2 separate regions of the Homo sapiens genome follow, and region 2 is linked to region 1. A link is a contact called in ENCODE Hi-C data. All regions are on one chromosome and are shown on one strand. The core of a region is the stretch at or near the end of the contact, and the rest is flanking DNA. Distances in the headings are between cores, read along the strand shown.

Region 1 (5,877 bases), core at 913-3,412:
CGGCCGGGCGGATCCCACCCCTGAGCAGCGAGGGGCCCCGGCTGGGCCCCCGGTACGGCTTCTTTCTCCGCAGCAGCCGGGGGTGGGTGGGGGTGCGGAAACCGGCGCCGCTGTCCAGGGTTCTGACCTGCCGGGTTGCTCGGCGAGCGCGCCGTCCTCAGACCGCGCAGGTCTGAGCCTGTCTCATCCGCGCCGGATGAGCCTGTCTCGTCCCGGGGTCATCTCTGGGCCTTAATAGGAACTTGCCTCGGTCGATGTCAGGGATGGGGAACTGAGACTGGCGTTTGGACCTCATTGGTTTCTGGGGCCAACACTGCACCCCGGGCTGGGCTGCTGCCGCTGAGGGTTCCCGCACACACCCCCAGGTGCGCCTGAGCATCTTGGCCGAGGCGGCCCAGAAGCTGTCCGCACCTCACTTCACGGCCACCGGGTTCCCAAAGCGCACAGGCAGGGAACTGCTGCCTAGGGCAGGAGGGAACCCGAGGGGACTTTCGGCAGACCTAGGCGGCAAGAGGAGCCTCGGGCTCTTGTCAAGAGCTCCAGAGAGCAGGGGCCCTCTGAGGGAGACAGGGAGAGAGACAGCGCGCGCGAGCCAGTCTCTTGACCTGGGCTAAGGGAGGATCAGCTCTAGGGGCTCCCAGCCCTCTTGGCATGACGTAGGAAAGGCCCTCGGCTGCCCTGCCGGCCCCTGCCTGCCACCTCACCCGCCTTCGGGACCTGCTAGCCGCTCCTCCCGGGCCGGCTGCCTGGACTCTCGGAGTCGGTGGCCCTGGCGGAAATGGCGCCCCGAGCTCTCTCCGCTCTGAAACGAGCGGAAGTTTCCTGTGATTCTTTCCCCGAGGCAGAGCAGACTCTGCTCTGGAGCGACTGAGCCCAGGAAGGGCCGCTTCACTGGAATAGATCCTGACTTGCCTCGACCGGAGCGGGACTGGTCTTCCTCCCGGCTGTTTTCGGAGGGGCGTCAACGGCGGCCGGGACCCAGCGCTCTGTCCTGCAGCTCGATGCTCCTTGCCCAGCGCTGGTGTCCAGCGGCGGGCCTGCCAGGCCTTTTGTTTCCAAAGCGCTGCGTCTTTAAGATCAAGGCTGTATCCCGGGCCGTGCAGGGACCCGACCCACCACCTCGCCAAGGCTCCCTAACGCAGCATTAGAATGTTTATAAAATATTCAATTTATGTAGTCTGTCCAAGAAGCCATCGTCCCAAAATAAAATCAGCAGTCTAGACGGAGCACAGACACCAGAACTTATCAACAGTTGTCTGACTTGCATCTTCTGATGCATCTTGAGTGGGTCATAATACCAACTTTATTTTCAGTGGTGCATAAATTAATTACACGCATTTAATAACCAAAATATCATTATATTCCCCCTTTAATATCATAAAGGCTTTCCGCCAGGGAAGCACTTAATAGTGCAGGGGGCCGTAACGGGCTATTATCCTGGTGTAATGCTATTACAGAACCAATTATGCGCCATTAGACTTGCTTTTTTTGCAGTTTATGTGATTTGATCCAATCCCGCGCCCCTGACTTGAAAATTTCAGCCCGGTACTTTAGAGTTTAATTTTCACCCAGGCAGAGAGAAGGGCGGTCTCTCTCCGTTGAGTGTCTGCCTCGGATGCATTTTAAAAGTAATTGCAAAGGGTCCCACCGCATATCATTTGCATCGAGAAGCGAACATAAATTCAGGGACCCCTTGCTGAGAACAAAATCAAACTTTCCTTTTGTACGATCGTTTGGAAAGGGAAGCCGTGTGCAAAGAGTCCCCCCAAAACCCATCCGGCGGCGACAATTAGCAGCGCTTTGCCAATTTGCAGCCCGGGAGTCACCAGGCCTTTGATAAGGGCAGCCCAAACCAGGCTCTCTCGGAGAAAGGTTTGCCTCTGAGGGGACATGAGGTGGGGGGTGGGGCCTAGTGTGTTTTCGGAAAATGTATGTTTTTGGGGGTGATGGTGGTGGTGGTTGTATCGTTCTCTTTTAAAAGAGGAAAAAGCATTCCTGATGTTTGCTGAGAAATGACGGATTTTTTTTTTAACACCACGTGGGCCATTTGTAAGGCCCAATAGACCTATCCAAGTTACTCGCTGTAGACAGCGCTGGAAATAATCAGATTAAGGCCAATTATGCGTGAGATTATAAAGGCGAGTGCTGAGCGGCGGCGCGCGCTGCAGACAGACAGCAAGACATCTGGCCACTTCCCGAGTCACTTCTTTGGTCCTGCGGGCGCCAGCCGCGCCGAGCCCCGCCCGCCGCCAGCCGAGCAGGGCTTGCGGATCGGAGGCGGTCACGCTCCGACCTCCTCGACCGCCGCCCGCCGAGGTATGCTCGGCTCCTGACCCACTCGCCGGGCCCCGAGCGCCGGGCCTTGGGGCTCGGCTGCCTTCCTGGCCTGAGCTGCAGCTCGCAGATGGCCTTGCGCGCTAGCCGGACCTGGCTGCGGTGGCCCGGGTGCAGGGCTTCTGGCTGGGACCCCAGAGAGCCAGAAACTACGCTGCGGGGTTTGGTGCTGGGGCCAGGGTGAGGGCACGGCCGTCCGGGAGGTGGACACACCCGAAGGACTGCCCTGTGGGGTTGCTGCTTGCGACGGGGCTGCCGCCTTCCCTCCTGTCCCCCGCAGTGAGATGAGGGCGTTGGGAGGGACTTTCCAGGAGGGGAGCGCCGGGTGCGCCCTAGGGCTGGGCGGGAGCGCTGGCAGAGGGAGACTTGAAGCTCTATCGCTGTTTGCTTTGCAGCCAGGCAGGAGCAACGCGCGCGGGTCCGTTCTGCTGCCACCCTCCCAGGTCTCGGCCGTCCAGCCGATCTGACAGCCGGCGATGTTTTATTTCCACTGCCCGCCACAGCTAGAGGGTAAGTAAGCGCTGCGCCCCAGGGTCTCCATGAAGCCAGAGCCGGCCAGAAAGGGCCGGAGCGGCAGCAGGGCTGGTGGGTGGCTGGGTCCCCGCCCTGCGGGGGGCGCAGCCGCCTGCCGGTGAGTAGGGGCCTCCCTGGACCCCTCCCTACACCCCACTCCAGGCCCGCTCCAGCTCCCCGCCCCGTCGCCACCTGCCTCCCAGCTCCCTCCCCGCCTGGGCCAGGACGCCCCGGGCTAGGCGTGCCGCGGGGACCGGCCGAATCCTCCCAGCACAGATGCTGGTGTCACGCCTCTAATTGGGGCTCCGCAACCCAGGGGGCCGCATCAATCTTTCACGGTGCTTCTGCAAACATCCCAGAAAGCAAAGGCGAGTGGACCCGCCGCGTCCTGGCCCAGATCACGAGCTGCACGAGCCTACAAGGGCCCGTCGCTGGGCTGCTCTCACTGGGGCCGCTGGCGAGAACACTGCAGGGGCCTCTTCCGCCCTGGATTCTGGGCAGCTCAATTCCCTTCCCGGCCTCCTGGCCGTCCCTGGAACCAGGTGGCCCTGCCCACCACCTGCCCGGACTGACCTAGCATGGCTCCTTCTCTGTGACTCACTAACCCTAAATGTCGACCACTCCCCACTCCCCAGGCCAGAATTTCCATCTTTGAGTGTCTCCAGGCCTGAGAAGAAATTTCCCCTCAGGATCCCCAGTCTGGCTTCTGCACCCAGTTGTTAGTGGGGGCGTGGGTTGGTGAGAAGGGGACAGTTGGGACCTCAGCATGCCCCTGCTCAGGACCCGAGGGATCCAAGGATGGGGTCTTCACATCAGGGGGCCAATTAGTAGCCATCAGGTGAGCCAATGCCACACTGTGGGCTTTAATGGGGCCTTCTGCAGAGCAGCAGTCTCAGCACTGGGGTATTGGGACTTTTGTAACCGTCGGACTGGCATTTGGCAACCTACTCGTTTGATTTATTATTGTGGTGGGAGAATTTGGGAAGCCAAGTAGTTGTGGGAGACAAGGGGCAGGGTATATGTTGTGAGGCGCTAGGAGACCTGAGACTTCAGGTGATGCTTGTCAGTCTTGCTGCAGGCTGCCCTGAGCAGTGGCTGAGCCTCAGAAAGTTTGTTTTTGTTTTTCTCATAAAAGCTCTTAAGAGTCCAATAGGATTTTCTAAAGGAGGCTAATGAGGACCAGTGTTTAAGCCCTGCTAGCTCTGTCAGCATTCCTAGGAAGGGAAGGCCACACATTTGCCTGCATTTCACATTTTATCCCCAAGTTCCCATGCAGGGTGGGTTTTATGGAAGGGTGGGAGACGTGCATCCCCTGACAGTGTACCCTAGGGGATGAGGGAGACTTTCTGTATGTTAAGGGTGCCTTCTCTGTGCATCTGAACCAGGGGTCTGGACTAATTGCCAGCCAGTGTCCCACCCTTCTGGTCAAAGTGGGTAAGGCAGAAGTTTGGGCATTTGGCAGGTAGGGGACGTCATGAATGTCTGTCTGCGGGGTGGACTGCAGCAGTGAGTTAGGGAGAGTCCTGGCCTGGCCTGCGGTGACCCCAGCTCTCAGCCCAGCTCAGCTGGCTTACTGTGCTCCCCACACCCTGGGCACATCCCACCTCAGTGCTGACTCTGTGATATAACCAGAAGAAAAGGAGATGGGTCTTTAAGAGCCTTTCATCCCTTTGTAGATGTGATTCTATGCCAGTTTTGCAGAAAGGAGTAATTTAGTTTAGTTTAGTGTTGCTGGGTGAAAGGGATCTCCCGCAAATGGAAAAGTTGAGAACAGACCCTTGGAATATGACATAATTATAGCCTATCATCTTTTTTATTTTAATTTTTTGTTAATCTAGATAGGCATAAGGGAGAAAAGAAAGAAAGGCTCATAATCTTACTTCTCAGATAATTTTGCTGATGTTACATTAAAAAGTACTACTGGCACCTGCCTGAGAAGTTTGAATACAACAGAAACTTATACATTGAAAAGCAAAATCCTCCTTTTCCACCTCTTTTCCTAAAAGTATCTGCTATTTTTTTTGTGATTCCTTCAAGAAAAACATGATTTAATTCTCATTTATGTATTTTTAAAATATGTGTTTTGCCTTATTTGCACTGAAATTATATTGCTACATCATTCTGTACTTTGCTTTTTTTACTTTGTAATATATCTTGGAGATTTGTTCATGCCAATGCATATAGATCTACTGATTTCTTTTAAACTGCTGTGTAGTATTCCATTGTATGTTGTGAAGAAAGCATCTGCTGATGGGCATTTTGGTTGTTTTCATTTTTTTTCAACTACAGTATTTCCAGAAGCACTTTTTTTTTCTATTTTGGCACACATTACAAATATATTTATAGATTAAATACCTGTATGTGTACTTACATTTTTGATGGATGTTGTCAAATTACCTTCTAATAAGGCTGTACCCAATTTGTACTCCTACAAATGGTGAATAAGCCTGCACATCTTATGATACTCATATCTGTACTGGGTGTCTTTATGCACCTCATTTTTTCTTCAAAATGTTGAAAATAATATTCCATTGTTCTGTTGTGTTTGGTTGAATTATCCTCAAGGTTTAGCATTTTCATAATATTATCGACTATTCTACTTATTTTTAAGTAAAAGAGCTATTCTCATTTTTTCCTCTTTTCTATTAGGTTGTCAATCTTTTATTAATTTGGTGAACTGTCAGCCCTTTTTTAGGATTCAGTTCGACATGCAGTGTTTTACTTAAAGATTCTGCATGTACACATTGTGAGCCACTTTGGGACCATGATGTATAAATTAGAAGACTGAGCGAAATTGTGATTGGAGATCCTCAGAGATTGTGTTCCATCCTCACCAGTCAAGTGCATTGTTTCAAAAAAAGACAATTTGTTTTCTTGCAAAGTAATGAAAATAAGACTGCTTTGAGGTCATTTCTTTTAAGTTTCCAATGAGCTGGAGAGAAATACCTGTAACTAAGGTTTTGAGGAACAATGCAATTTGGACAGGAAGATGGAAGGAGAACGCTTTAGCAGAGAGTCAGGGTGTTTGGC
Region 2 (5,392 bases), core at 1,962-4,461, 210 kb after region 1:
TTCTGGGCTTATAATTTTTTCAAACTTCTCTGACTGGTTGCTTATCTCATTCCTTTTTCAGTTCTTCTTTTCTAAGTATTTACATCTATGCATTTCCTTTTAATTATTACCCGGCTTGCATTCTGCAAAATCACATGTGCAACATTTTCATTATCATTCAGTTCCAGCTATTTGTAATTTTCACTGTAATTTTTTCTTTGATCTATGAGTTACTTAGAAATGTTTTAAAATTTCCAAACCAATGGAAATTTCTATCATGTATTTTTGTTACTGTCGTTTAATTCAATTACCTTGTGGTAAGAAAATATGGTCTATATGTCACCTTTTCTTTGAAATTTTTGAGACTTGTATTATGGCCCAGTGTGAGACCGTTTTGGGGTATAAATGTTGCATGCATGCTGAATTGAATGGCTATTTTCTAATTGTTGGGTGCACAGTTCTATGTAAGGCCAATAAACAAATCTGCGTGCTGAATCCTCCCTATCTTTAAATTTGTAAAAATCTGATGCGTAATGATGGTGTTTGGCAGTTTTTTGTGACTTGCACTAAAGGCGTTCACATGAGACATGAATTCTACGAGCTCCCTGGCTGGTCCTGAGGGTGCAGTGCTAAGGACAGAAGAGTCCCAGGCTTGGTGGCCTTGGAAGAGGCCCCACATCCGAGTGAGGGGCAGGATGTCAGAGCTGCCGGAGTGGGGCTCATTCTTTTCTGCTTGTCAGTGCAGTGACCTTCCTCACCTAGATGACCTGGAAAATATTCCTGCCAGGTGGGCTGGAGGCTAGGCCGGCTGAGCATGAGATAAGAAAGTGAAACGACTTCTTTTTTTTTTTTTTTTTTGAGACAGAGTTTCACTCTTGTCGCCCAGGCTGGAGTGCAGTGGCGCAATCTCGGCTCACTGCAACCTCTGCCTCCCGGGTTCAGGCGATTCTCCTGCCTCAGCCTCCCAAATAGATGGGGTGAATTGAATTCTTCATTCAACAAACACCGCTAGGAGCCTGCACTGTGTCAGGTGCTAGGCCAGGTGCCCTGGGCCCTGCCCTCACAAGCTCCTGGGCCAGTGTGAGCCAGTGCCAGGAGCAGCCTCACGGTCAGAACTGGGCGTTCATTACAGGGGTACAGGGTGGGGCATCCGCTCTTCTGGGTGCATTGTGCCACGCCAACAAGACACACACCATCTTGCCAAGGTGCCGTGGCTGGGTGCCAGGGCATCTCGTGAGATTCTAGTTTACGGGGCGTTTTGAGCCTCTGCCTGTCTAAGCAGGGAGCAGACTGCATTTTCCAGACTCGGAGGCTACGGCAGAGTGAAAGCAGAAGTAGCTGCAGATGCTTCCCCTCCTGGGAGTATGTAGGACAGGTCGAGCTCCCAAGGATGTTTGGAGAGGTGTTTGGGAGCAGAAGTTCATGCTGGTGTTTAGGTTGACTCATCCCATGCGAAAGTATTTTGAAATCAGTTGCCGACATTTGAAACTTATTGATTTCATATAAAAACAGAACTGCCTGGTGTGGCTGGAAGCCCTGGGCCTGGCCTGAATGTAGCTCCACCGTCCCCAGCCACTGTCTACAGATTGTCAGGTCTGCACTGGCATTTTCTTTCAATACACTTAGAGGAAAGTGAAATATTTTTCTTACACATGTTCCCATGAACTGGGGCAAAATTAAGAAAACTCCACATATTCCAGGAGAAATAAGAGAGTATGTTTCTTGGTGCAGGTAGAAACTGATCTTAATTTCATCAAATGAATAAAGTGTGGACAGATGGAACTTGAAGGCACCCAGATGAAGCCAATTGCTTCTCTCATGACCAGCCTTCTCCTCTCATGTCCATTATTTATGTGAAACTCAGAAGGAGCCACAGCAGCCATGCAGAAGAACCCAGGGGGCATCTGTGGCACCAGGGCAATCGGACTGCCTCTGGCTGGACCTTGGCAGGGGATGGTACCTGTACACAGAGGGCACATGCAGCCTGAGGGGCATAGGCTGCCAGCCAAAGGCCTGGGTTTCGAGTCCAGCTCTCACATTTACTGCTGCGTGGACTTGGACAGGTTGCATGCTAAGATGGCATTGGGCTCAGTAGCAAGTGCTCACGGTGTTGGCTGCTACCGTTAGGGATTTGACTGAGGGAGCCCAAGAATGAAAAGAGCTCGATTTCTGCCAGCTCAGTTGGGTGGGGGACTCAAGACTTGTCATTAAGTTGATTTATATTTTAAAAAGTGACATTTCCTGCACATTTGGGTTTTTGGCTGAACATCTAAGCATTGTGACAACGTGCAGGTATAAAGGAGTACAGGAGCATAAGGCCTTCAGCCTGCTGGCTGAGCCTGTGTGACTACCAAAGTTCCTCCAGGCTAAGGACCTGGACATGGGGCCTGTAAACTTGGATGGGAAAAAAATTACATCTCTGTTCTCTAACCTCTAAGGAACACTTAGCATCTTCTTCTAATAGTAGTGTGGCAAACGAACCACAGAAACATTACCACCCAGTAACTTTATTTCTGGTAGGAATCACAGGTCTTTCCATCCACATTCCAGCTGTTACAGGTATCTCTCAATATCGATTCCATTTATCACCATGTCGAGATGGTGGTAGCTGTTTCATCTGCTGCCAGATCTTGCTATTTACTGTGTGGATAAATAAGCATGTATATTTCTACTTCACAAGTTTAACAAAATATTTTGATAACTGTGTGTTAATACTACTGATTTCTACTATGATCCTTATCTATTTTAGTTTGGGGATTTAAAAATCTTATTCTGAGAAGAGAGTGATAGGCATTCCTAGACTCAGAGGCTCCCATGGCACAAAAACAGTGACCGAGCTGGACTATTGGCTGGAGGGGCATTTCCTATTTCTGCTCCAAGGCAGAGGCTACTGCAAGGGCTGGACTGCAGGGCAGACCGGCTTTGCCCACATTCCTCTCTGAGACTTACTAGCATGGGTCATTAGGCAAGAAACCGCACCTTACCGAGCTTTGTTCCCACACTCTGTGGGGAAGATTATAGGAGAGAACACTGGGTATAATACCCCAGCATGTACAATGGGTCTAATCACAGCCAGCTTCTGGTGGAGTCCAGAATGACAGGGGCTTCCTTCAGCCCTGTCTTCAGAGAGGCTGAGAGGAACTGAACAGCCTCCTGGCTGTGACAGTGGTTTCCTTCCCCATCAGTCACGTGGGTCTTGTCCTGTCCCCAGAGCCTTGGGTCACATGGCTCATTGTGCCTGCGCTGCCAGCAGCCAGGAGCCAGGAGCCAAGAGCAGAGCGCCAGCATGAACTTGGGGGTCAGCATGCTGAGGATCCTCTTCCTCCTGGGTAAGTGGGGACTGCGGGGGTCTCTGGCCCGGGGGAGCCTCAGTGGGCAGGAAACTGGGGGAGCCTTAGCCCACTGGGGCTTGATCCCTAAAACATAACTCTGTCCCTTTACACAGATGATGTTTCTCACTTTGATCTGGTAGTGAGCAATGATCTTGTTTGTCTCATTCCAGCTGCAACTTACAAATGCTTCTGGGCTAAAGGAGAATAGGAAGGGTCATGGCAGAAGGAGCTTCGGGCTTGGGATCTAGAAACATCTGGGTGTAAACTGTGGCTCCATTGCTGATAAACTAGAATAAGCTTCTGAAACTCCCTAACTTTCTGAACCAATGAGATGGGAGATAATCATGTTTACTTTTTGGGATTTCAAGAGAGTTAAGTTAAATTTAATTAAGTCAAATCAAAATACTGACATAGAATGAGAACATGTAGGCATGTAGATACTGGTATACATTTAATGTTGAATCAGAATTCTCATGCAGTGAAGCAGACTCTTTGCTACTCAGAGGTATCTTTGTTTTTAAAAATTATCTTTAATGCATTCCTTGAAAGAAGGAAGAAAGGAGAGAGGCAAAGACTAAAACAAAGTAGGGCCAAATGGAGGAGAGAAATATAAAGTCAGAGAAGTAGACAGAGAGGAAGAAACTCAAAGAGAGAGAGAGAGAGACAGACAGAGACATAGAGAGATGGTTAGAAATATGCATAGATGGAGACAGAGATGGAGAGAGACACATGCCTTTACGAAGTCCCCTCTGATATCAACTGTTGTTTCCTAAAAAGGCAGCATACGTCCCTCATATATACAAAGACGTTCCTTCCCAGAACTTGCACTGGGCCGAGACTCAATGGGAAGCAGTCTGTCTCCAGATTAAATCTTGTGTCTCCAGACCAATAGGTTGTATCCTGAATGCGGGCAAAGTTAGTGCTGTGGGCAGGTTTCCATCTAAAGTCTGCACTAAGCAGGGGAGAGCAAAGACTTTGGCCTTGGGAGTCAGCATGTCAGACAGACAGCCAGCCACATCATCCATCAGTTTACACATGGAAACGGGCCGTTGGCAGTGACTGTGAAGGGATGTCAGGCACCAGCAAGCAGCGATTAAGGGTGTGCACGGTGGTTAGATGCAGTGTGCCTGCCCAGAGACGTGGTGGAAGGTAAGAGAAGTTGTAACCCTTATTTCTGCTTTTGACTTACCTAGATAAACAAACTAGTCTGTCCTGGTACAAAAAAAGGAAGTTAAATTTAAGAAATCCAATGAAAAATGTGCAAATTATATAAACAGGCAATTCATTGAAGAATCACAGACAATAAAACTTTAAAATGTCCAGTCTCACAAATAATAAAAGATCTAACACCTCCTCGCATTTTTTAGTGTGTCGATGTGCTGGGTGCTCTGCTGAAGATGTTACATGAGCTCATTTGGTTCCCACAGCAACTCTGTGCAATAGGTGCCACAATTACCTGCATGTTATAGATAAGGTTTTAATCACTGGGCCAAGGCATCACAGCTCGTTTCTGCTTTCATATACTATTGATAGAGGTACACAGTGGTTAGGAGTGGGTATCCAGTACGAGACTCCTTAAATGTTCATCCCTGTTCTGTTGTTTACCAGCCTGGAAAACTTGGACAAAGAATTAATCCTCTCTGTGCCCAGTTTTCTCATCTGTAAGTTGGGGACACCTCACAGGACTATTGGGAAAATGAAATCTGTTACCACATTTAAAGCACTTAGCATGGGATGTGATAAGTGGTGAGCACTCACTATTGGATATGAGGGGACTCATTTATTCACTCTCTCCAGAGGGCAATTTGGCAAAATCTGGGTGTCAATGTAAGCGAAATGTAAGATGTTCATAACCCTTCACCCAGAAATTCCACCTCCAGGAATATAACCTGATGAAATAATATGGTAAAACCCTCCCAAAATATTTCACAGGGTATTATTCAACACTGCCGAAACCACGGTGGGAACCAGAAACAAGAGACTATCAGTAGGAATTTGACTAAGTTAATTATGCTTTAGTATTTCCAACAATATCCAATATATTTAGTTGAAAGACATGCCTTTCTATGAGCTGACACGGA

What was found. A loop is a pair of places that touch in the nucleus more often than their neighbours do. Pooled maps may share reads with other maps.
Region 2: a pooled map shows a loop between it and region 1 (2.7-fold over the local background). The contact joins the promoter of TMEM273 here to the promoter of DRGX in region 1. A Hi-C loop is called at or near these places in 2 of 37 single-sample maps with no recorded cell type and 3 of 50 pooled maps.

The regions. Positions count from the first base shown.
Region 1 is chr10:49,392,374-49,398,250 of GRCh38, reverse strand. It overlaps DRGX (dorsal root ganglia homeobox), which reads left to right and starts at 2,162. Exons shown (of 7, transcript NM_001276451.2): 1 at 2,162-2,316; 2 at 2,730-2,844. The coding sequence starts at 2,811. RefSeq lists a silencer at 1-147.
Region 2 is chr10:49,186,210-49,191,601 of GRCh38, reverse strand. TMEM273 (transmembrane protein 273) reads left to right here and starts at 3,211. Exons shown (of 7, transcript NM_001288740.3): 1 at 3,211-3,308. The coding sequence starts at 3,266. RefSeq lists enhancers at 543-762, 1,223-1,382.